Regions from separate parts of the Mus musculus genome. Here regions 1 and 3 are each linked to region 2. Evidence: chromatin loops called from intact Hi-C (ENCODE). Cell type or tissue: left cerebral cortex. All regions are shown on one strand.

The links. Peaks named below come from ENCODE experiments on the same cell type or tissue, not always from the same donor. Only the 100,000 strongest peaks of a DNase experiment are listed, where the experiment ranks them.
Region 1: it touches region 2 in a loop (2.6-fold over the local background); 6 of 42 quality-filtered maps call a loop at or near these places.
Region 3: it touches region 2 in a loop (4-fold over the local background); 8 of 42 quality-filtered maps call a loop at or near these places.

The regions. Positions count from the first base shown.
Region 1 is chr11:35,911,714-35,919,713 of GRCm38, reverse strand. It overlaps Wwc1 (WW, C2 and coiled-coil domain containing 1), which reads left to right. Exons shown (of 23, transcript NM_170779.2): 2 at 4,429-4,538. Among named protein-coding and RNA genes, the nearest start is that of Wwc1, 65 kb to the left of the region's middle. In left cerebral cortex, no CTCF peak of the experiment used is centred here; DNase peaks (open chromatin) are centred at 155, 3,072, 3,827 and 4,607.
Region 2 is chr11:35,976,834-35,984,833 of GRCm38, reverse strand. Wwc1 (WW, C2 and coiled-coil domain containing 1) reads left to right here and starts at 4,307. Exons shown (of 23, transcript NM_170779.2): 1 at 4,307-4,863. The coding sequence starts at 4,745. In left cerebral cortex, a CTCF peak has its summit at 4,210; DNase peaks (open chromatin) are centred at 5,334, 6,289, 6,784, 7,271 and 2 more places; H3K4me3 peaks cover 2,787 bases; H3K27ac peaks cover 1,747 bases.
Region 3 is chr11:35,920,857-35,928,856 of GRCm38, reverse strand. All of the region lies in intron 1 of Wwc1 (WW, C2 and coiled-coil domain containing 1), which reads left to right. Among named protein-coding and RNA genes, the nearest start is that of Wwc1, 56 kb to the left of the region's middle. In left cerebral cortex, a CTCF peak has its summit at 6,537 (motif pointing left); DNase peaks (open chromatin) are centred at 1,339, 3,236, 7,563, 7,833 and 1 more place.

The DNA of each region.
Region 1 (8,000 bases), 65 kb after region 2:
GAGAGGTGGGGGGAGAAGAAAAAGAAGAGGAGGAGGAGGAGGAGGGGAGGGGAGGGGGAGAGGGAGAGGCTAAAACACTTCTCTTCATACTGATTCTCTGAATGACACCTCTCTGCACACTGAATTATTCATCTCCCTCTTGGCATTTGTTCCAGAGAGAACTTTCTGTCCAGATTTCTGTAAGTTGTAGAGTTCCTTCCCATAGCAACTTTCCTGTTTCTCATAGAAGCACACTGAGCATCCAAGGGGGAGCCCAAATACAAAAACCCAAAGCCTTTCTTTCTCTTTTAGCTGCTCTTTCTAACGACGAGCCCTATGGCTGCATGTTCCTTCCTGTTGGTAAAATGTCTGTAGTTACGGCTGACAGGAATCGGTATCTTCCTCATACCCTTCATGTCACTGATGCTACAGTTAATGACCAGAGAGCCTCACCTTCTTGATGGAAACCTGAGCAGTGTGTGGAGTTGATGAATTCCTGGATTCTTGATGCAGTTTGAGTCCTGTTCTTCTGTCCACATTCTTGCTTCCCGGTACCTTGAGAGCCTGAATTTGTACTCATGACTTGGAAACACTTAACTGTCCTATGTGTAGTGAATGAAAAAAAGAAGTAAAAGAGGAAGGACATAACCTCTCCTAGGGACTGTGGAGGTGAAGTTATAGTGTAGATATGAGTGAGAGTATAGAAAGAGGCAAGGACCATTGGGAGAGCCCAGAGTGAACATGGCCAGACTAAGCTGGGCCATGCTGAGGACAGAAAAGCCACCACCCAAGAGAGGCTATTGAGGCAAGAGAGCAAAGGGTAGACCAAAAGGGATGGGGATTGGTATAACAAAGTATCTGGGTTATGTAAAGCGGGGCAGCTGGGGTCAGCGAATGCCAGCCAGAAGGGACTAAGAGATGCTGGGAGAGCCTGGTGGTTAGTGTCTGCTTGGATATGTGAGTGGGAACCTCAACAGATTGTCCTGGGATTGAGACCAAGCATCTAGGAGCCATGGATGGTGTAGGTTTAGTGAACACCTTTGTACCAATGGCTGAGAAAACGCATCGTATAAAACTTCAGTGTCCCTTGTCTGTCTCACACATCTTCTGTGCTAGCACAGCTCCACGTTGCTCTGAGACCTACTGGGTCTTGTTAATTTTCTTTATTGGCAAAGCTTTGACTCTGGGATCTAGCACTGGAACCGCTGGTAGACTAACTATGCATTGTTAAGTATGTGCTTTCGTTTGTAAAATTGAACAAGAACATCTACTACCCAGAGAGGGAACATGGCTTTCATAGCATGCTTTGTAGGCCTAGATAAAAACGTTGTTCAATACTTAATTATGCTTACTTTATAACTGTTACCACAAATTTAGTTTAACGTAAAATTGGAACTATGTTAAAATTCTCGTATCTAGTTTTTTTCTTTGTTTTACTTTGTTTTAAGTTAGGTTCCTACTATGTAGTCCTGGCTGTCTTGGATCTTGCTATGGAGACCAGGTTGGCCTCAAACCTACAGAGCTTGGCCTCAGTCTCTGCTTCTGACTCTGCCCCTTTCTGCCCCTGCCTCTTCTGCCTCTCCTGAGTGCTGAGATTAAACGCATGTGCTCCCATACCTGCCTAGATTCTTTTTTTGTAAGTTCAGTCTCGTGTAGCCTAGGCTAGCTTCCAGTTTGCAGTGTAGCCAAGGCTGACCGTGAGCTTCAGCACCCGCCCCCAACTTCATGGATTGCAGGTGTGTACCCCGTACACAGTTGTATGTGATGCTGGGGGAATGGACTGGGGACTTTGAGCATGCCAGGTGAGTATTGCCTACTGAGTTATAGCCCTAGCCTCAGACAACATTGTAACTCAAATCTGTTTCTCCCCACTCCTCCCCCCCTTCCCTTCCCCTCTTGCCCAGTTTCCTTTTCCTTTCCAGCTCTCTTGAGAACATTATAGGCTTTTAACCAGGCATACTGTTGTGAACCTGTGACCCTAGCCCTCAGGAGGCTGGAGACAGACATACCAGGAGTTTGAGGCCAGCCTGGGTTACGTAGTAAACCCTGTCTCAAAACAAACAAAAGATAAAATAAAATGAACAAACGAAAGACTATTGTAGCCTTCTTAGCCCCAGTTTCCCCTTGTGTGTTTCGTACATACAGGCACACATAGGTACACAGGCCCAAGGTTGACTGATATCAGGGATCTTCGTTGGTCACTCATCTAACTTACTCTTTGAGAGAGACTGTCAGCCAGATGCAGAGAGAGCATCCCAGGATGGACAGTGTCACTAACCACCTTGCTCCAGGAACTCCTAGTCTCTGCCTTCCAAGGCTGAAGTTACAAGTGGGCTGCCACACTCTCACCTTGCATTTTGTGGGTTCTGGGGAGCTAAACTCTGATGATCTTGTAAACACATTAACTGCCGTGCCATGCCGCCTCACCCCCCCCACCCCACCCCCAGCTTTCCTGCTACATATTTTAACTTCAGATATGATTCCTGCTACATATTTTAACTTCAGACATGACCGTATTTAACCTACCCAGCAACCTGAAGAGTTACATTAGTCCCCACTTCACAGATGAAATTTTCTGAGGCTCTGGGAGATTAAGTTCTTGCCCAACTTACACAACCAAAGAACAATGCGTATTGGATCCTTATTTGATTATAGTTCTTAGTTTGTTGCCTATAAAAACATACCCCTGGCCCCAGTCACATGGAACCACAGTCTCCCACAATGCAGGAATGAATTATTAACCAAAGCCAATTGGTGGCTACAGGTCACAGTCTCTGAAACCCTGAGTATGAAGCAGGCGGGTGAACACGTCTGGGTCTGGTGTGCCAGTGGCTTTTTCAGTGTCACTGTGTCTCCTTGTCCCTATGTAGCTTTACGTTTGGTTTAGATGTCATCAACTTCCCATCTCTCTATCTAATGCCTACAACGACGAGCTTGCAGAGAGAAAAGCCATTTTAGAGGCTTCAGTCTATAAATGACTGTCTTGCCTTGAGCTTGTATTGAGGCGACGACAGATCTTGACAGGAGTATGTGACAGAGCAAAGCTGTTCACTTCATAGCCAGATGGCAAGAGATGAGAAGAAAAGGCTGGGGTACCACTCTCTCCTTTTCAGGAAGCACACCTCCAGTGATCTCACTGCCTAAGGGCTCCATCATTTCCTATAGCACTCAGCCAGGAGCCAAGCTTCTAACACATAGGCCTACAGCAAAGAGTCTAAGAAGAGAGCAATCATCCAGGTTAAGGAAGAGATGGTCAAAGCATCACCCTTCCTGTTCCATTGTACCTCAGCTTGCTAATCTGTGGAAAGAAGGCAAAACAGTCTCTTGGGCTTCCAGAACTGACTGGAATGAGGAAAGAGCAGACAGAAACTCGGGAATATTAGAATGAGTATTTTAAGGCCAGGGAGATAAATATGGCAGCTGTGTAGCCTGCTGGCCTAAATTCCCTTTCTAAAGCCCAGCAGTGGTACAAAGTTGCAATTCCTGCTGCATGGTGGGAGTCACACAGTAACAGAACAAGAGAAACCCTATCTTGGGCTAGAACTGATAACCAAAAGTTGTCCTCTGACCCCCACATGGGCGTGAAAACATGTGATTATTCTAGACAGAGGCAGCACTGGGGACACCTGGAAGTGGCTGTCTCGGGAAGCCACTGATGCCATGTGTTAGTTTCCTGGCTCCCGGTTCTCTCGCTGAACCCCTGGACAAATGGTGTGTGGTGCAGTTTTCCAGCCTTGACACGCCTTGGCTGCTTCAGTTACGTGATTTGTTTATCTGTCTGATTTTGCCACTAAGGCTTGGGTGATGACCACCAGTTCACACCCTACCAGTTCACACCCTACGAGATGGGGCCTCCGAGAGTTATTATTGCCAAATGATCAGTTTGAGCAGCCCGGCTGAGGAGAGCCAGCAGTGGGTGCAGGCATTTGAGATCCAACTCAATCAGCAAATAAATGCGGCTTGCTGGCCCAGACTGCTGGGGCTGGAGCGTCTGTTGCTCTAGAGCTCACGGGAGGCCAGCTTTTCAAAGGGCAAGTGGGCATGACAAATAAAAGACAGAGCCAGGACAAAGACCAGAGCGGGGCGGGCCAGCCAGCTACAGGTGGAAAAGCCAGAAGGGGCTGGAATCTGAGTCACAGAGCCAAGACTTGGCCTTAGAGCTGCTGTGCAAACTCTCACCTGGAGATGCAGAAACCCAAGGTCCAGACAGAAAGATGACTTGCCGAAGTCACTGCCACGTTAGAGGTAAAATATTTGGACTAGAATGTAGAGACCTCCCCCCATATCCTTACCCTGATGCTACTGTAGAACAGCTTCCCCTTCCCAGACAATCAAGGCACAGAATGTCTGGATCTGCAGGAATGGGGAGTTCGGAAAATAGCACATCGCAGCAGTGTTGGGAAATGCAGGCTAACGGACTGTGTCTCTGTCTCTCGTCTTCCTTGCCAGGTACACCAAACCACTCACCTTCGCTGACTGCATCAGTGATGAGTTACCGCTGGGATGGGAAGAAGCATACGACCCACAGGTCGGAGATTACTTCATAGACCACAATACCAGTAAGTTCTCTGCCTCCCTGCCCCTCCCCAGGCCCCGTCCCCACGTCTGTCCCCTTCCCTTCTCGAGCCCACCTCCACAGACGCACCAGCCGAGCCTTGAAGGCAGATTGTGTTTTGTTTAATGTAGACTTAGAGATGTCTGCGCGGATATAGATAGATAATGTATGCTCTTGTGAAAACAACAGTTCAGAAGGTTTTTTTTAATAGAATCTGAAACTTCTCTCAGCTCTAGCCTGCTCCTCAGTTTTAGAGGCTGACAGTTTCTCCTTTATAAAGTCAGCATATCGTTTCTGTAATATTGCCAATCGTGTGTTTGTACGTGTGCCTACATACATATTTTTGCATATGTTTATGAATGGCTTCTTTTCCCATTAAAAAAATAGCTGCTCATAAGAGTATCTGAAGCCCTAGCAAGCTTCTAGCTTGCTAGATACTCCTAGCATCTTATGTAGATGTATGTAAGTCCTTAGTAGATTAACATGTGAGCCAGCCGACTTTCATTTCCTATGTGTGACCATAGTAATCAATCTAAGATGAATATCTCCACTATTGCTCTCGCCTTCTGGGACCGTGACGGGGGAACTGTGAAAGACAGAAGTGTGTTGTGGTGGGAGAAGTGGAGGAGAACAGGGAAGAGTTGCCTAGCTGAAGAGAGATGCAGAGGGGCAGACTTTCCCCATCTTAATGCTAAGTCTTTAGAACCGTAAGATGGTTGTTATCCTTGCAGGCAAGAGGAAGACGAAAGGGAATGGGATTAGTCTGGCACAGTCTGAAGGCTGATAATAGGCCACCAACTCCTAACTCCCCTCTGCATCCTGAGTGTACACTCTTGCTGTGTGCTGCAATAGAGTCTCAGTAGGCAGTGTCGTACTCAGCCCCTGTGGCTGATTATCTTCATCTTACTGAGTTTTAGAGGTATCGATTGGCTGCTCAATACTCAGAGATAAAACCTGGCTGAAGCTGAGCATGGTAGTGCACACCTGTAATCCCAACCCCAAGAGGCTGAGAATGAAAGTTATGAATCTGAGGCCAATCTGGAAAACAGTGACGTTTCCAGTGTAGCTTTGGGCCCATCTCAACAAGGGGGAAAGGAGAAAATGTGGCTGACCTGGGATTTGAACTGATGCCGAAGGATGGAGTTGTACTTCTGTTCTTCCACTTCCCCTTCTAATTTTCCTCTACCTGCTATCACTGTCTTCTGGGGAAGCTGCTGTGTCTAATTCTATCCAGTTCTAAGCCTTTCCCGAGGAGATACACAGTAGTTGTGCACTTAACCCTTGCTAAGTAGAGAAGGGCCTATGTGGGTGGATGCATGAATAAGTAGATGAATGAGCGGACTGTGTTGGCAACAAAACATGGAAGGGTATCTGAGAGACAGCTAATGGCGTTAATGTCATTGTTGAGGATAGGAAAGGATTTTATTAGCACTCATGATTGCTTACCAGCTAATGAGAAGTAAATATGCCTAATTGAGTGTGTATGGGGAATGAGGTCAATGCTTGGAGGGCTGCATCAGATGCTGGGTTAAATGCTGATGGACCGGAGCCCTAATCAGCCCTACCCTGTTTTCAAATTGCTGAGAGCATCCCCCTCATTAAAGTCTCATGGCAGGAGTGGGATTTTAACGTGCTTCTGGGAGTTGCTGGAGAAACAGAAGGGAGGGGGGACCAGCAGGCTGTGGCGGAGCTAATTCTCCAGGGGATGATGGCAGAAGTGGGGTGCCTGTGTCTGTGTGTGTGTGTGTGTGTGTGTGTGTGTGTGTGTGTATGTGTGTGTGTGTACGTGTGCACATGCTGAGGGTAATAAGATGAGACCAAGCGGGAAGATGTTATCTGGTGGTTTAACCAGCTCACAGGCTTTACCTTTGGTTTGGAAGTAGTATTGTTGGCTGGAAGATGCTGTATCTGGAGATGGCTATATTGAGACAAATGCAAGGTGAACATTGCAGCTTTAATCATTCAGAGCTATGAACCCGGAGCGGTCTTACGCATATATTCTGTTCTTGGGCAAAATTCTTCACTAAATCTGTCTTAGTTTGGTTTTTGTTGTTGGAACAAATACCCTGACCAAAAGCAACATGTAGGTCAGAGGATATTTCAGCTTACAGCCTACAAGTCCATTGTGAAAGGATATCAGGGAAGGAGCTCAAGGCAGGAATCTGGAGGCAGGAACTGAAGCAGAGATCTGAAGGAATACTGTTAACTGGCTTGTTCCCCATGGCTTGTTCAGTGAATTTCTTATCCAACCCAGAACCACCTGCCTAGGGATGGTACCACTTACAGTGGGCTAGGCCCTTCCACACCACTAGCCCCACAGACGTTCCTACAGGTTAATCTATGGAAGCAATGTCTCAGTTGAGGTTCCCTCTTCTCAGACAATTCTAGTTGTCTGACATAAAACTAACAAGCAGATCCATTTGGAACTGGGCTCTACAACTCTGCATTTTGATTGGTTTTAATTTTCTGTAGTGGTCTCCTGTTGCAAAGAGAAGTTTTCTTGATAAGGAGACTACACTTGTCAGTGGGTATAAGGATAAATGTTTATACATTGTTGTCAAGGATTATGCTAATTTAGTAAATTAGTGGCTGTAGATTCTCCTTCCATAACCAAGACTTCATTAGCACTGAGTGGTTACCCTCTTGTTGGTCGGATCTTAAATCCAATTAGAGAGCAGTTAGTTACCACCAAGGCATTGTGCCACTACTGCCCCCTTAGGGTTATCATGCCATGCTGGGTAAGACTGCTGGCTGCCTCCTTGCTTTGGAAGCTTGTATGTACCTACTGGTACAATAAAGCTAGTCTTCAAGGAGAGGACATTCAGGTCAAATCCAGTTCCAGGGTCTCATTTTTTATTTTTAGTTAATTTTTTCATAAGCTTAGTCTATTACTTGGCTAGTTTTAATTTGTAGTTCTTTGCATAGTAACAATGTTGAATGTTTCCCAGATGTTCAACTGTTTTTGTTTTTTTTTTTAAAGCTACTCTTCATGTTGTGTCACACTGTCAGAAAATACTGTGTTGCTAACTTTGTGAAAAGCTAGTGTGTGGTGTGTATAAGAAACAGGAGGGATGGGTATGTTGGCACAGGCCTGTGATCCCAGCACAAGGGGTAGGAGAGAAGATGCAAAGTTGCTGAGTGTAGTAGTTGTATACCTTGCATGGAGAGTGTGTGTATAGGATGAGATCTGGAGCTTAAGATGGAGTGAAGTGGTTGTCTACAATAAACTAAGATACTGTCGAGGTGGCTGCCTTTTTGTGGGGAGAATAAAAGCCAGGGAAGGATATTTTTGGTCGTACACTTTGTAGTATGCTTAACTGTTCAACTTCTTCATAACTTGATACAGACCGACAACATGGATAACTTCAGTAAGAACAGGAACTGAAAAAATTAGCCAGGATGATCTTGAAGTGCCTACTCGGGTAGGACACTATATATTGTGAGGAACAACCATGGCAGCTGTGGG
Region 2 (8,000 bases):
CTTGTTTTGCAGCACTGTATTAAGCATTGAGGACCCAGAGGTAAATTAGAAATGTCTTCTGAGCCAGGCTTGGTGGCACACGCCTTTAATCCCAGCACTTGGGAGGCAGAGGCAGGCAGATCTCTGAGTTCGAGGCCAGCCTGGTCTACAGAGTGAGTTCCAGGACAGCCAGGGCTACACAGAGAAACCCTGCCTCAAAAAAAAAACAAAAAAACAAAAAAGAAATGTCTTCTGCCTAGACTCTCCTGTTGCCAAAGTTTGCTCTACCCAGACTTTCTCTCTGGCTTTGTTTTGTTTTTTTGAGACAGGTTTTCTCTGTGTAGCCCTGACTGTCCTGGAACTCACTTGTCTCTGCCTCCTAAGTGTTGGGGTTAAAGGTGTGCACCACCACTGCCCGGCCTGGCTTTGAATGTATTTTCTCAACCTTGAAACCACCAACTCCAGGGCACGGTTATGAACCTCAAGTAACACGTGACTGAACAGAGGGGATGTTATTGGCTCAGTCACCGAACATAACAGTGTGTGGTCTCCAGGACCCGTGGGTCGGACGGTATGAGGTAGGGAGGTATAGTCATGGAGTGGGAAGACAAAACCCAGGAGAGGTTCTCCAAGCCTCCAGTCCTTTAAAGCATGCAGATGCCAGCCAGAAACCACTTCTGAGATAGCCAGCTTTCTCTCCCTATCTTTCACTGTCTCTGTTTCTCCATCATTCCTCCTACTATTTACTTTATTGGTTTTATTGTGTGTCTATGCACATGTGATTGCTGGTACCTTCAGGCCAGAGGTGTAAGAGATACAGGCAGTTAGGAGCTGCCAGATGTGGGTGCTGGGAACAGAAACCATGTCCTCTTAGAAAGTAGTACATGCTCTTACCCAGTGAGCATCTCTCCAGCCTCCCTCTCTTTCTCTCCCTTCCCCCACCACACTCAGTTTCCCCTCCTCATTCCCCGTGAAATGCTGCCCCATCTCTTTACTTATTCATTTATTTACTTATTTATTATATATAAGTACACTGTAGCTGTCTTCAGACACTCCAGAAGAGAGCATCAGATTTTTTTATGGATGGTTGTGAACCACCATGTGGTTGCTGGGATTTGAACTCAGGACCTTTGGAAGAGCAGTCTGTGCTCTTAACCATTGAGCCATCTCACCAGCCTGCCCCATCTCTTAAGACATGTGCGGAACCTGGCCTTTCTTTTTTGCTGCAGTGAACACTGACTTTAAGATCATGATAACCTGCTGGCGAGATGGCTCAGTGGTTAAGAGTGGCGAATGCTCTTCCGAAGGTCCTGAGTTCAAATCCCAGCAACCACATGGTGGCTCCCAACCATCTGTAACAAAATCTGATGTCCTCTTCTGGAGTATCTGAGGACAGCTACAGTGTACTTACATATAATAAATAAATAAATCTTTAAAAAGGGGGGGGGCTGGTGAGATGGCTCAGTGGGTAAGAGTACCCGACTGCTCTTCCGAAGGTCCAGAGTTCAAATCCCAGCAACCACATGGTGGCTCACAACCATCTGTAAGGAGTGTCTGAAGACAGCTACAGTGTATTTACATATAATAAATAAATAAATCTTAAAAAAAAACAAATTAAAAAAAAAGATCATGACAACCTGTGGTGTTGTCTCCCATGAGCTGCCTAACAGTGAATGCAAATGCAGACTGGGTGTGGCTGGTAGTCTCTGCTCAGCCCCAAAGTTATCCATAGTTCCTAAAAGGAAGACCAGGAAGGCTGCCTGTCTCAGTTTGGATTCCTGTGGTTCAGTCACCTGCAGAATAACAACCAACTCAACCTATCATAAGGCTCAGCAGCTTTTACCTTTGGCGTGCTTGCCCTGGGCCTCTGAATGCCTAGAGATGATTCACCCGGCATTGCAGGGGGGCAGGCCACCATCTGTAGATTACATCACCCTGCTTGCAGCTTCTGGGAGATAACCTGGGATCCTAAGGCCTAAGCTTTAAGGAACCAATTGCTGTTCCAAGGCATGGTCTAAAGGTATAGAGGAACAAGCCACTGGAAAATGCCAAGCGGTGGGCATCTGGCATACAACACATTCATCCAGGAAGCTTGGAAAATAAGGCACACACACACACACACACACACACACACACCCTAGTTGGATGTGTCATAAGCAGACAAGCGTACTTTTCAGGAAGGAAAAGACATGGGTTGTCTGTGTTTTTTAGCAGAAAATAGTTCAGTTGAGCCACACTTTATAAAAGTGTGCTGGTCATCAGATCAGCCAGGGTGCTCCACGTGGACCCCTTGGTGATAGCTTAATCCCTTATTTTTCTCATTTCTTTCTTTCTTTTTTTTTTTTTTTTTTTTAATTTTTTGAGACAGGGTTTCTCTGTGTTCCCCTGGCTGTCCTGGAACTCACTCTGTAGACCAGGCTGGCTTCGAACTCAGAAATCCACCTGCCTCTGCCTCCCAAGTGCTGGGATTAAAGGCGTGCGCCATGATGCCCTGCTTCTCATTTCATTTTGCTCTTCCCAACCAGGTGGAGGGACTCTTCATTATCACATTTTTCTCAAGGGAGAGGCAGGAGGATGCTGAGCTCAAGGCCACCCTGGACTGCATAGCAAGAATCTAAAAAAACATTACAAACCCTCGATCTAAATACAATGAAGCATTAATGGTTGACCCTTCAACCATTGGTTTCACCGGTGCTAGGGTGCTTGTGTCTCTTCTTAGCTCCATCCCTGGCCATCTTGAAGTTCAGTGTCCTCATCTCCAGAACGAGGAGAAGTACAGTACCCTATCCAGGGCTTTGTCGTGAAGATTAGCTGAGATCATACTTGAAAACGCAAGCCTCGTATCAGATCAGCACGTGTTGGAAGTGATGGTTCGTTCACACTTGTGATCTCACACTTGGGAGGCAGAGGTAGGAAGGGGAGATAACCATAGTATAAGGCCAGGCAGAGCGAGGTCTCCCAGGCAAAAACTCAAAACAGATTGGCTGGTTTGGTTCAGTGAGGATGCATGCCTGGAGTTTGATCCTAACAGAACGGGGGAAGGAGGGCACTAGAAGTACTTATAATTGTGAAGGCTTTGCCCATCACAGGAAGTCTGGAGGGAGAACTCCCCAGCAGTTGGGTGGGTGGTGAGGACCTCCCTGAGATCTGAGATCCCTGGCTTCGAAGTATAATATTGATGGGATGGAGGAGGAGCTACACCCGTCCCCTATGTCCTCAGGGCATTTAGATTTGAGGAGCCCACCCTAAAACGCCTTGTGTATCAAACAGGGGATCCCCACACAGTACAGGGAGTTAACTGGTTACTCCCCACATTAAGGGATTGATTCAGACAAGGCGCTGGACTTCGTTCTTCCAGTCCAGTTTCCTGCCTCAGGCACAGTTACATTTGCACTGGGGGAAACACCAAACCTAAGAGGGAACTTTTTCCCCTTAATTCAATATTGCTAATGTCTCAAGACATTTACTTATTCTTGTTTCAGGGTTTGCCTTTTCTTTTCTCCTTTCTTTTCTCCTTCCTTCCTTCCTTCCTTCCTTCCTTCCTTCCTTCCTTCCTTCCTTCCTTCCTTCCTTCCTCCCTCTCTCTCTCTTTCTTTCTTTCTTTCTTTCTTTTCCTTCTCTCTCTTTCTCTCTCTCTCTCTCTCTCTCTCTCTCTCTCTCTCTCTCTCTCTCTCCCTCTCCCCCTCCCTTTCCTTCCTTCCTTATTTATTTATTTATTCCCCCCCCCCGTGTTTGCTAGTTTGACTCAGCCTGGAACTTTTGGATTTAAGTAATCCTTCTTCAGCCTCTTGAGTAGCCGAGAGACAGGTGCACTTCACTATGACTGGCAAAATATGTCCTTCCTTCTCCTCCCTTGCCACCCGCTGGAAGTCCTCTTAGGAAGCAGATCCATAGCATTCCTAATTTTAGGGACCCTAAGGAAAGCCAGCTACATTTGCAAATTACGGAGAGGAGGGTTGAAACAACACGGGGAGAACTGAATAGGAGGAAGACAGATGGTGTGAGTGCTGGGGGGGAAGGGACGAGAGATCCTGGAAAACTTATGTTCGCCGATTTGCAAGAATGTTTTCACTTAACCACTTCTTGCCTGACTCCTGGTTCTCAATCACAGAAAACAGGGTGTGTCAAGATTTGGGGCCACACGCGCCAAGAGCCCGGACACTCTGGCGTAGAGAGAGCCTAGCCTCCTGGGGCAGAACGGGGTGGTCGGCGATTGGGACTGTCCCACGAGGGGGCGCGTCTCGGGCTCTAGGACCCGCCCTCGCCGCGCTGGGCGCGGGGAGGAGACCCGGGAACCCTGGAGCCCGGCGCTCCGCCTCCCGTTTCCGGGGCAGCGCAGTTACCTGCACCGCCGGAGCCACACCTGGCGGAGGCAGAAGTCTCGGGGCGCGCGGCGGGGCTCCGGCAGAGGCTGCGGGCGGCGGCGGCGGCGGCGGCGGCGTGGAGCGCAGCGCGCAGCGGCAGGGGCAGGCAGGCGGCGGCTCGGGCCGCTCTCCTGGCTGGCTGGCCGCGGACTCGGGCCGGCTGGGCGCCGCGGCGGGCGCACATGGCAGCGTGAGAGGCGGGCGGCGTGGGGCTGGGGCCGCAGGGCCGCATGGACAGAGGCGCCACCCCGGCCGGCCCCCGTTAGGGCCCCCGATCCGTGGGCGCCACTCCCCGATCATGCTGCCTCGGCGGCCGCCTGGACCCAAAGCGGCCAGCCCGAGCCGCTGAGCCCCGTGGCGGCTGCGAGCTGCATGGGGGAGCGCGGGCCAGGCTCGGGAAGATGCCCCGGCCGGAGTTGCCCCTGCCGGAGGGCTGGGAGGAGGCGCGCGACTTCGACGGCAAGGTCTACTACATAGATCACAGGAACCGCACCACCAGCTGGATCGACCCGCGGGACAGGTAGGACCCGGAGTGCTCCGACCCGGACCCGGCACCGCGCCTGGGCCGCACCTGCCCTTAGTGTGCAGGGGGACTCTGCGTGTCTCTTAACAGGTCTTAGTTTGCCCCCTCTACATCCTCACCCCTCCTTGAGCTGTACAGGAGTACAAAGCTCTGAAGAGCTGCAGAGAGGGGCGGACGCCAAGCAGACTGCCGGCAGCCAGTCCCAGGTGGAGGACTTAGGCCCTTGTAGCACCTGCCCAGAGTTTTGACCTTAAGCTCTAGCAGGGTCCCCGGCTCATTTAGAAAGCGACGTCTGGCCAGGGTGAAGGCAAAGACCAAAACCAGATGAAGCGAATCTTCCCTGGGAACTCCCTTGGCTGAGGAGGGGTGATCTGGCATGGAGGGGTGGTAGGGAGCCCACGGGTCGCTGGGAAACTACTGGAGGAAGGACATTCTGGCGAAGAGAAAGCAGCTTTTTTGACAGGTGCTTCGTTGGCTGCCGAGAAAAGCTTTGGAGCAAGTCTGGGGAAGCCGGAGGTGGGAGGGGAGGGAGGGAGCGCGGGGGAGGGCAAAAGAGGGAGACTGGTTCTCCAGGAATCTCACAGCAAGTTGGAAGCTGTTAGGATGCAGATAGAGGTGAGAGGCCTCTGGCAAAGCCCTGCCTGCCCTAGCCTCCTCTCCTCCCTTCCTTCTGGGGCCAGAGGCTTCTCCACAATCCTGACCTTGGTGGGCACCTCGCTGGGTGTGCGTAGCATGAGCTTTTCCTGAGGCAGGTAGTCTTATCATCCCAGACTCCTTCCCACTTTCAGTTACTCACACCTGGCCCACATCTGCCCAGGAAGGAGGGGAGTCGTCCTTTGCCAAGAAGGAGTGTGGTCAAAGTATCCTAGGAATGTTAGATTTTCACTTGGTCTGTGACCTTGGGGGTTTGGTGCACGTAAAGCCACCCAGGATGAATTTTTTGAGCCTTTCATTTTATGGGGTTCAGATGAAGGGGATCTGAGACATCCAGAATGGGGTGTATAGCAAGATGAGGGTTAAAGAAAAACGTAGGAAGCAATGAGTTCACTTCCTCATGAGTTCGTTCGTTCATTCATTCATTCATTCATTCATCGTTTCTTGAGTTCCTACTCTGCTCAGCGCTAGTACTACAGAGTGTTAGACAGGCTGCTTTGATCTTTTGGCCTCAGTTTCCCCTTGTGTCTGATGAATGGTTTGCTTGGGAAGGAAGGAGTGATAGTGGAAACTCAGAAGCTAGACAGACAGGCCAGCCAGGGCTACACAGTGAGACCCAAAAGTTGGAAAGTTTTTAGAAAACGCAAGCCCAGTTCCTTCCCACATGCCTCACTCCACCTCTTCCCCCTCTCTTTCTCTGTGTGTGTTTAATAACGGTGTGTATGCCTGCTTGACAGTGTGTGTGCATATGGAGGTGGGTGGACAATTGTTACAGTCTAGTAGCTCCTTCCACTTCACAGCCTCCGTTTATCAAAGTCAGGGGTCAGGCTCAGGGGCAAACCGCTTAACCCACGAGCCATCTCACCAACTATCAACTCCAATTTCCCCTTGCTTGTTTGTTTGTGTATTGCTTCAAGATAAGATCTTACTGGGTATCCTTGGCTGGCCCAGAGATCTACCTGCCTCTGCCTCCAGATGGTTGGGATTAAAAGTGAGCACCACTTTACCCAGCTTATTTCCCCGTGTTTAAACGTAAGAGAAAAATCTGGAACCCAGAGATGTGATTTGCTCCTAGTGTTTGGCTATTTCCACTTACAAATTGTCCTTGTGCTCTGCCTTTTAACCTCTAATCTTGTCTAGTTCTCCCCAGGCCTCTCAGAGCGAGGTACTCCAGGGGGCTTTGTAACTGTGTTGGGAAGCTTGGCAACTTGTTACCCCTTAGAACAGACAACTTCAAGTTTATGTGTCCTCCAGCATAAGTCCCTGCAGCTGAGCCCAGGGTGCTGTGTGAGCCCAGGGTGCTGTGTGAGACAGGGTGCTGTGTGAGCCAAGGTGCTGTGTTTGTGGATGAGCACTGCTTTGCCAGCCTTGATGATGACCGAGCATCTGAGAGAATAATACAACATAGAAAACTTCTCAAAAAATGCCAGTCATGCGTTGCCCTTGGAAGAGGGCAAGTGGGTAGCTTCCCAAGAACTGATTTGACTAGAAGGTAATAATATGCCAGGTTGTAGAGGTGTGTGCCACATGTGTGGCTTTCTGGCTACCTGAACTGTTGCTTAATGCTTGCCTTTACACCAAGTCATTAAAAAATGTTTTTTTTTTTATCATTTTTACTCATGGGAAACTAGCAATCTCTAGTGCCATCAATAGAAAAGAATCTTTAAAAAGATACACCTCTACGTTGCCTACACTACTTACTATGAATCACCGTCTGCACCAGGCCAGGCCCAGCAACCTCTGCGTTCAGCAGACTGCCTTGGTGAGATGTCACAGCCATAGCAGTGCTTGCCGGAGCTGCGCACAGTCTTTACTTTTGCCTGCCTCTCCATCCCGCCTGCACTGAGTTTCTATGAAGCCCCGAGCTTGGGGTCAGGGCTGCAGATCACTCTTGTGGCCAGCCAGCCTTGAGAGTTTGGGGGCACAGCTTCTCCATCTTTAAAATCTCTTGTATGCCTGGTTAGAGGTTGTCCCTTTTAACCCTGCCAAGGTGGGCATGGGCTCGTAGCTTAACCTAGGTGAGGTTTGAGGGCTTCCCTTTCCGTGGGTGATGGTAGCAGTCTGCTGAGTGCTCTCCATGAGGCTCCCAGGGCTGTGATTTCAACCTTCCTGTCTCTCCGTACCCCAGCTTTTTCTGAGACAGAAGAGGAGTTATGATGGGGAGAGATGGGGAGCATAAGCTTGGGTCAATTTAACAAAGCTTAAAAGAGCTGCCGGGGTTACATGAGGGGTGAGGGAGGAGAGGTAAATTCCCCCAGAGTAGTTAGTTTCATCTCTGTAACGAGTTAATGGTGTAAAACAAACAAATGAAAAGAAACATATTTAAGAAAATTCCACTCCTTGAGTGTGTGTGTATCTGAGGCGCACATCACAGCCATGCCTGCCCATTCCCCTGAATTTCAAAGAAGTAAGTCAAATGGTCCTTCAGTTGGAAAAGGGATTTCTCAGCCACCAAGGACAAAATAGTGTCTCCGGTTACC
Region 3 (8,000 bases), 56 kb after region 2:
TGAGGTAGGGTGATAGCGATGTCCATGGATAGCAAGCCCTGTTGTGGAAAGAAAAAAAATAGCTTTAGATTCGGGTTTATTTCCAACTTCTTAATTAGGGGGTGTCTTTTTGTGAAAGAAAATGAGATTTCGTTTTGAATCTTTTAATCTGTATGCATGTGCATGTGTGCGCGCGCACCACGCATGTGCTCGTTCTGGAACTGGAACACGAATGCTCAGTAAGTGTCCCACCCCTGAGGCACATCTCCAGTCTTAAGAAGCTTGCTGCTGCACAACGGCAAGTCACTACTGCATCTGCCTTCAGTACAAGTGAGGTTCTTTGGACCTTGTGTCTGCTAAATCCTTCTCTGACTTTTGTGTGATTGATCTTAGATCGTGACAGCGGCTCCTAGGTTGCTTTCTGAGAGTGAAGTCTCCTTCTGGTTACCTAATATACGTTCCCATCTTTCCTGTTTCCTTCAGCCAACTACCTTCTCTGCCAAAGTAACCCCTTCATTTTTCCTTCTATCCAGATATTATAAAGGGAGGCTTCTCCTGGAAGTGACTTCTAATTACATGGTATTTAACAAATCCCTCCTTCTGGTCACCCAGTTTTATCGAATCAGCTGTCCCATTCATTTTCAGAGCAGCAGTAAAGACCCACATTCAAATCTCCAGCCCATCTCTGAACAGCCAAGTGACCCCAATCACTCTTAACACAGCTTCAGGAAGGCACCATCTGGACCAGGGCAATGTAAAAGAAATGTGTAGCAAGACTACAGTGAGAACTTCCCAGCACAGCACATGGAAAAGCCCTGAGCTACTGTTAGGCTGCTCTCATGTCCCCAAGGAGAAAGAAACATTTCACCCAACTCTAGGTGACAGTGACTGTGTTATGACAAATGACACCATGAATACCTGTCCTGGAAGGAAGGAAGGAAGGACTGGACCAAAGTCTCCTAGGTGGATATAATGCCACTCCTGTCATTATAAGAAGGGCAGTGGTTGAGAATTGTGATGGCACACCTGCACCAAACCCGCCAGGCATACCCAGACCCTAGGTGGGCTCACAAAAGGCTCCCTGGTGCTATCAGCCACACTCGGGATCTCAGCGGGGACACTGGGATCAGCTAGTCTGTGTCCTACTCAAATCAGTCTGAGCTGGAAGCTCGTGGGATATCAGGAATGCCACAAGGTCTTTCCCGTGCATGTGTGATCTCCACAGCCATTGTATCCGTGTGCATGTGTCTCCCTCGTTCTTTCCCTCACTCTTCCCAAGCCAATTGGGAATTCAGACCTTCTCTTCTGGCGCTGGAGCTAAATGCATCTGCCAACTGTGTGCGGGTTTCTTTTCCAGTGGCTCGCCATCTGGAGTGGCATCCTGCCTTCCCTGTGGTGGCGTGCCTATGGGTGTATACGTGCACTCACGAGCGCACAGGCCAGGGTATTGTGTTCCCCGTCTCTGCTTGACTGAATGAACAGGAAAGAGCAAGCGCCCACGGAGAGGACAATGCCCTGAAGTCATCCTTGCAGTGAGAATGAATAATTCATACTGTATCTGCCTCTTTCCAGGGCTTCCCAAAATAGCCTTTTTAATTGTCCGAGTGTTGTGCTGCTGGCTTTAATGCCATTGCCTTCAGCTCAGAACACTTTGGCGCTTCGTGTTGACTTACCCAGTCAGACTCTCCCTTGGAAGCAACATTCTATTCAGTTTTGTCTCTAGAAAGAAAAGATGGAGGGAATTAAAGAAAATTATACTTCTTAGAAGGGAAAACTATTTTCTTTGCAATTTCTGTGGACCTCTGTGGTCCTGAAAATTAAATTAGGGAAAATTGGATGGGTAGGTAATGTAGATTTCCCTCTGTGGTGTGATCAGCAAACACTTGGGAGTCTACAGACCTTGTTTGTTTGTTTGTTTGTTTTTCACCACTGGAGCTGGCTCAAACCTGAGAGGGAAGCCATGAATGCAGTAAGTGGCAGAGGTACAGGAATGGGGCTGTCTAAGCCTCTTGGAGCCCAGTCGATCATGTTGCAAGCTCCATATGCCAGACATGGTGCTGCAGGAGTTCATGTTCCCCCTGATGGATTTGGTTTTACTTTAGCATGTGTCCTGGTTGGTGGTTATTGTCAGCTCAATACAACCCAGAGTCAGAGAAGAGGGACCCTCAACTGAAGAACTGGCCAGATCAGGTTGACCCGTCTCTGAGTCTGTGAGAGGTTATCTTAATGGATGATTGATATGGGTGGGCCCGGCTCACTGTGGGTGGCACCATCCTTAGGCAGGGGTGTCGGGGATGTCTAAGAACATAACCTAGTGAACACGCACATTGAGCAGTGTGTTCTTCATAGCTACTACTCCTCAGTTTCTACCTTGAGTTCCTGTTCTGACCTCCATCGATGATGGATTGTGACCTGGAACTGTAAACCAAATAAATCCATCCCTGTCCATCCCTGTCCAAGTTGCTTTTGGTGATCATAGCAACAAAGAAGCAAATAGAAACATGTCATTATTCTACACCCCAGTCCTTCCCTTTGGGATAGAAATGCTTACTCTGTGCCATCATATGTTAGGAATTTGTTATTTACACACGGTATAGAATATATAAAGTAATACATTGCAACCATAAACCACGACGTACTGTTTTTTTTAATTAATCACAGTGTTTGTATCATATTTGTTTTGTTTTGTTAAGAAAGAAACGTTTCAAACTTGCATGTTTATTATTTCAGAGGGGTGGTGTGGGGTCTAATGTACCCCCAGGCTAGCCTTGAACCCACTATGTATGTAGATCAGGATGGCCTTCTAAAACCTGGGGTCACAGGCATGTGGGGTCAAACAGGTGTTTGTTTTAATTGACACACCAGTGTGTAGAGAAGTACAAAAGAATACATGTGTGAAATCAAGTTCCCATGTTCCTAAGATGTGTTCAGAACCGGTTCCTTTAGTTGATCTTTCACTAAGTTGCTGATATCTGGGCCTTTAACCTTGTCCTTTGTGTTACCTGCACAGCCTTGTTATCTGGCCCTCACAGGAACCTGAGCTTTGGCTGCTGGGCTCCAGCGCCTGCCTGGCACTTGTGCCTTAACCTAATTTCTACTTTCAGGTTCGGTGTTCGGAATGTTGCTAGACAGGTCTGTTCACTGCCTCCTCCGCCCTCCCCTCCCCGCAGCATGTGGCTCCTGGGAGTTGAAAGAGCTCACTTTTACCAGTGGGATCTCATCTCAAGCCTGTGACATCCATTCCACCAGGAGCTGTGCTGGTGCCATTGGTAGCTGCGCTCACACTGGCAGGATATCTATCTCCTTGAGGATGTAGCCTGACTAACAGCGGTGACATGTTGCCAGAATTAGTCCTGCACAGTTCCAGACAGGCCGGGTTCCAAGGTGCTTTAAAATGGGCATCTCGGACTGGAGAGACGGCTCAGTGGTTCAGAGCACTGACTGTTCTTCCAGAGAAGCCAGGTTCAGTTCCCAGCAAACACCACTCACAACTGTCTGTAACTCTTATGCAGAAACACATGCAGGCAAAACACCAATATGCACAACATAAAAATAAATAAATAATTTTAAATGGGCATCTCAGAGACAATGAAATGTAGAGCTGTGGACTGGCCACAGGCAAGGCCTGGTCCTGTGTGAATTATCTGAGATTCATCTTGTGTTTTTGAGGTTAAATCCCATTCTCCTCTTGCTTAATGTGTAGGGTGTGGGTGTCTGCCTCACACAATTAGTGTGAAGATAAGGGACATGGTTAGTTTTATGTACAAGTCGAATGCATGACAGACTGGGGTTGCTGGGTTTTGCTGTCCGGGGGTGGGGGTGGACATCTGTGTGCCCATGAATGTGCAGATGATGTGAGCACCTGATGTGAGCACCTGACGCACGGGTGATAGATATTAGGTGTTCTCCGTTGCTCGCTGTCTTTTTCTCTTGAGATAGCATCTCTCACTCTACCTGAAGCGAGGCTGAAAGCCACCAAGCCTCAGCAACAGTTCCTCCTGTTGTCCCACTCACCCTGCACTGATGTTACAGGCCTGTGCAGCTCCGTACGCGTGCCAGGGATAGACACTCAGGTGCTCGTGCTCACCTAGCAAGCACTTCCCCACTGCCTCAGTCATCTCTCCAGCCCTTGCTCTCTTTGCCCCCAAGTAGGGTCGTACTGTGCAACACATGTTGATGTAGAGTTTGTTGTCAATCTTCCTGCCTCAACTTTCTAAATACTGGAACTACAGGAATGCACTACCACAGCAGGCTTGAAAGTGGTTTAATTATAGGATATTACTGTTCAGTCTCACAATGCCCGCTTCCTTTGGGAGAGGCAGTTACTAGAGTTACAGAGGCGACGCCACAAAGAGGGCCTTAGAGATGGGACATTTCAGCTTCCTCGTTGCCCAGAAAAAAGCAGGTGCTTGCCTAAAAACAGAGGATTCAAACTCAGATGTTGTCATTCCAGTTCTGGGACTCCATCTGAACCACGCCAGCGTGGGAGAGGTCCTCGGCAGGCAGGATCTCAGAGAGCACCAGAAACCAGTTTTCTTCTTAGAGGGTCTGTTTCTCAGGTGGTGAGGCTAGTGAGAGCGTTAGCAGTCAGAGAAGGTTACGGAATGGCTACGTGTCAGGGAATGATGGAGGACTACAGTCTCTGCTTTTCCTGCTCAGAGGACATCTGGATGACTGATTCCATGGAAAACAGATCATGGCATCAGAAACATCAAAGCAAAGAGCTGAGTGTCCTCGACTCCTACATTTAAAGAGTGATGGCAGGCCATGCCAGGGGCTGTGACACCAGATGCTCTGATGAGTCATAGGCAGACACGAATTGACTTTGAGAAGCAAATTTTCTAAATTGGCCTATATCTTTGGGGAAACTGAGGCTCCAAGATGGGGAAAGGAATGGATAGAGATTACACAGCTAAGAAAGACAAGCCTGGGCGGTTTTGTAAGGATTCAGCTGAGCTCGGGTTATATGAGGGCCAACAGGGTAGGGATGTCAGGAACTCCAGTCTACTGTGGCATTGGGCCTTCAGGAGATGGTTGTCCAAAGAGGTTTGGTTAAAATTAGAGTGTCACAGTTTACTTCCGGTCCCTAGCCAACAAGCCCTCTTTCTGTCTGTGAGTTGATGTGCCGGGAGACTGTGCCAAAGCTGAACCCCGGCTGACTCTTGGTGTCATGACTGTAGTACCATCCAGAGGCTGCTTCCTGGATTTTAACCTCAGTCTGCCTCTGGATCCTTGGGTAGCTCTGGGCAAATCTCTTTGTTCTGTGTCTCCATTTACAGTGAAGGCTGGGCCATTCATTTGCCAAGGCCTTCTTAGTTCTAACTTTATTTAATATGGCTACTTCCGTGGCCCAACTTGACATTAGTGGGGTAAATAAATATCAAATAATTCACTTTACTGGCCACTCACTGTGCACTCAAATACTGTTGTATTCACTTTCTTGTTTGGCCCACAAAGACCCCTGTGTGGGTCTGAAGGATACTTACCTACAAGGGTCGTTATGGAAATGAGGAAATACCTATGAAGTGCTTTAACAGCGGCTGGTGCACAGTGAGGGCTCAATAAATCTATTTTCTTTTTTTATTCTGTAGATGGGCTTTTAAGTATCTTGCCCACAGTCAGAGAGCTAGACAGTGACAACACAGATTCAAACCCAGGGAGTGTGGGCTCAGAGCTCTGTGCTCTTGGCTGGCATTCTACAGCGTCTCTTGAGATGATAGGGTGAGCAGTGCCTTACAGAGCAGCAGGGGACTGAGCACTGCAAAGGTACCTGTCACATGAATATTCCATTGAAGACCCAGTACCACAGTACCACAGTACCACAGAGAACAGTTTCGCCTGCAGGTGGAATTGGGCTGGCAGGATGGCAGTGCAGGTTGTCACTCCCAGTTGCCACAACTGTAGTCTGAAGTCCCAGCAGGTGACCCACAGACATTCACATACACCACACAGATTCACCTGACAGTTTGCAGGCCATCAAGGAAGGAGCACGACACGGATAAACGTTGATATGGAGATGAAGGGAGGGAAGAGTCATGCCATTCATGGTACTAGCCTGGCCAGAGAGAAGAGATTTGGCAAGAGGTGAGCTACTGGTTTGCAGGGTCCAGAGGCAGAGCTGGTGGAAGGAACAGTCTAGAATCTTCCCTGAAGCTCTTTTTTTTTTTCTCTTCCTGGCCTCATGAAAGAATTCCAGGAGTGGGAGTGGCTAAATGGAGAAGCTTCTGAGTAAACGAGCCAAACCAGAGCCGGGACCTTGGGAGACTCCAGGGTCTGAGAGCAAGAAAGCAGACACAGGTGCTCTGAGAGAAGCGAGCAGGAGAAAGGGAGAGGGGGTATTTTGGAGAAACGGGCATAGGCCTTCCCAGAGCAAAGGTCATTCCCTTCAGAAAGCAAATACAGAGAGCCAAATCCCAAACACCTGCGATCTCTCAGCCCGCCTGCTTTAATTTCTATCGGGGGTTCGGGGCACAAGTGGCTTCCACAGTGGGTGGAGGTCAGAGCGTAATTCTCAGGAGTTGGTTCTCTTCTGCCACCTTGTGGGATCCGGGAATTGACCTCGGGTTATCAGAACTGTGCAAGTGCTTGTGCCCACAGCACCATTTCACCAGCCCACAGGAGGGTGCTTTCCCCAGTCCCTGCTTCTCAGGAAGGGGACGGGGTGCAGTACAAGGCTTCTTACAGCTATTTAAGCCTGAGTCATTAGTTTGCTATTGTTCCCATGCCATATTATGGAAATATGGGAATATAGCCCACTGCACCACGGCTAATGGCTAATAGCATTCGTGTGCTAGGCAGAGCCCTTTTTAAGGAGGTCATCACTGTGTGTGTCGTCTCCTTATACACGAGGAGGTGAATGTTGGTGCCTGTGCAGACAGGTGTTGCCAGAGTCAGTGAGTTGTAACTACTGCTGCTGAACACCTGGGGGAAGGAATGCTGCAGGGTGACATAATTCCCACAGTGCACAGGTGTCTCCCCGGGGAATCACATCACCAATGCACACAATCTAGGGCTCAGTTCCCTACAAGGTCTGCGCTCAACACTTTCAATGGGTCATCTTACTGCATGGCCACGCCACACTGTAAGATGGGAACTCGAGTGTTGCATGAAGGAAATACCTTTTAACAAGGTTACCTAAGACAAAGGCATCTTTAGCAAGGTGGGACCTGGAGTTCAGCCCTGGCATTGACTTTCTGACCCTCGGTAGATGACCTTGCATCCTCCTAGACCGTGAAGCTGCCAGCCTTCGTATTTTCCTTCCTTAACTTGGTCCTCTGCCCTCCCTGCCCACACCCGTTACTGTCCGTTCGTTCTCCCAACCCCTTGTCTTCTCACATCTGTCTGGCTTACCTGTCATGTATCCCTACATCCTTTAATTACTAGTGCATGGCTCACTGCCTCGGGGAGAACCCTGGCCACATCTCCTGTTGTGGAATGTCATAGGGCTCATTCCGTGTTTGAAGTGTAAACCTCCTCTCACAAGGCACACACAGTGCCTTATTCATTATGCCTAGCACTGAGAGTGGAAACAGGAGACTGGAGGATGGAGTGGGTGCTTAGCACATGGGCAGAGAACAAAGGTGTGTGACCTAAAGTCCCCACCAGCAGCTGGGAGACCCCGCACCCAGCCCCAGCACCTGCACCCGGCCTCACCTTTCTTTTGGTCTTGTGTCTAACAGACAGAAGGATGGTAAAATAAATAAATAAATAAATAAATAACCATCTCACACACCAAGCCTTTCGGGACTCAAATGTACCAGCACTATCCTGACCCACAGCCTCAGCATCTGCTACTCCTATTGCCTGCCTTTCCCTCGGATGCTTGGCACCTCTGCTGGCTAGCTACTTCCTACCTCCTGAGCACTGGAGAAGGTCACCTCAGAGACTTCTGTGACCACCCCGCTGACCTTTGTTCTCCACCCCAGCACCTTGAATGCCAGGCACCTCCGAAACATTAGCTTCTGACTGAAGCGTGCCTTCTACCCTACTCTAGAAGGACAGTGCTCAGTCTGTTTCCTCTT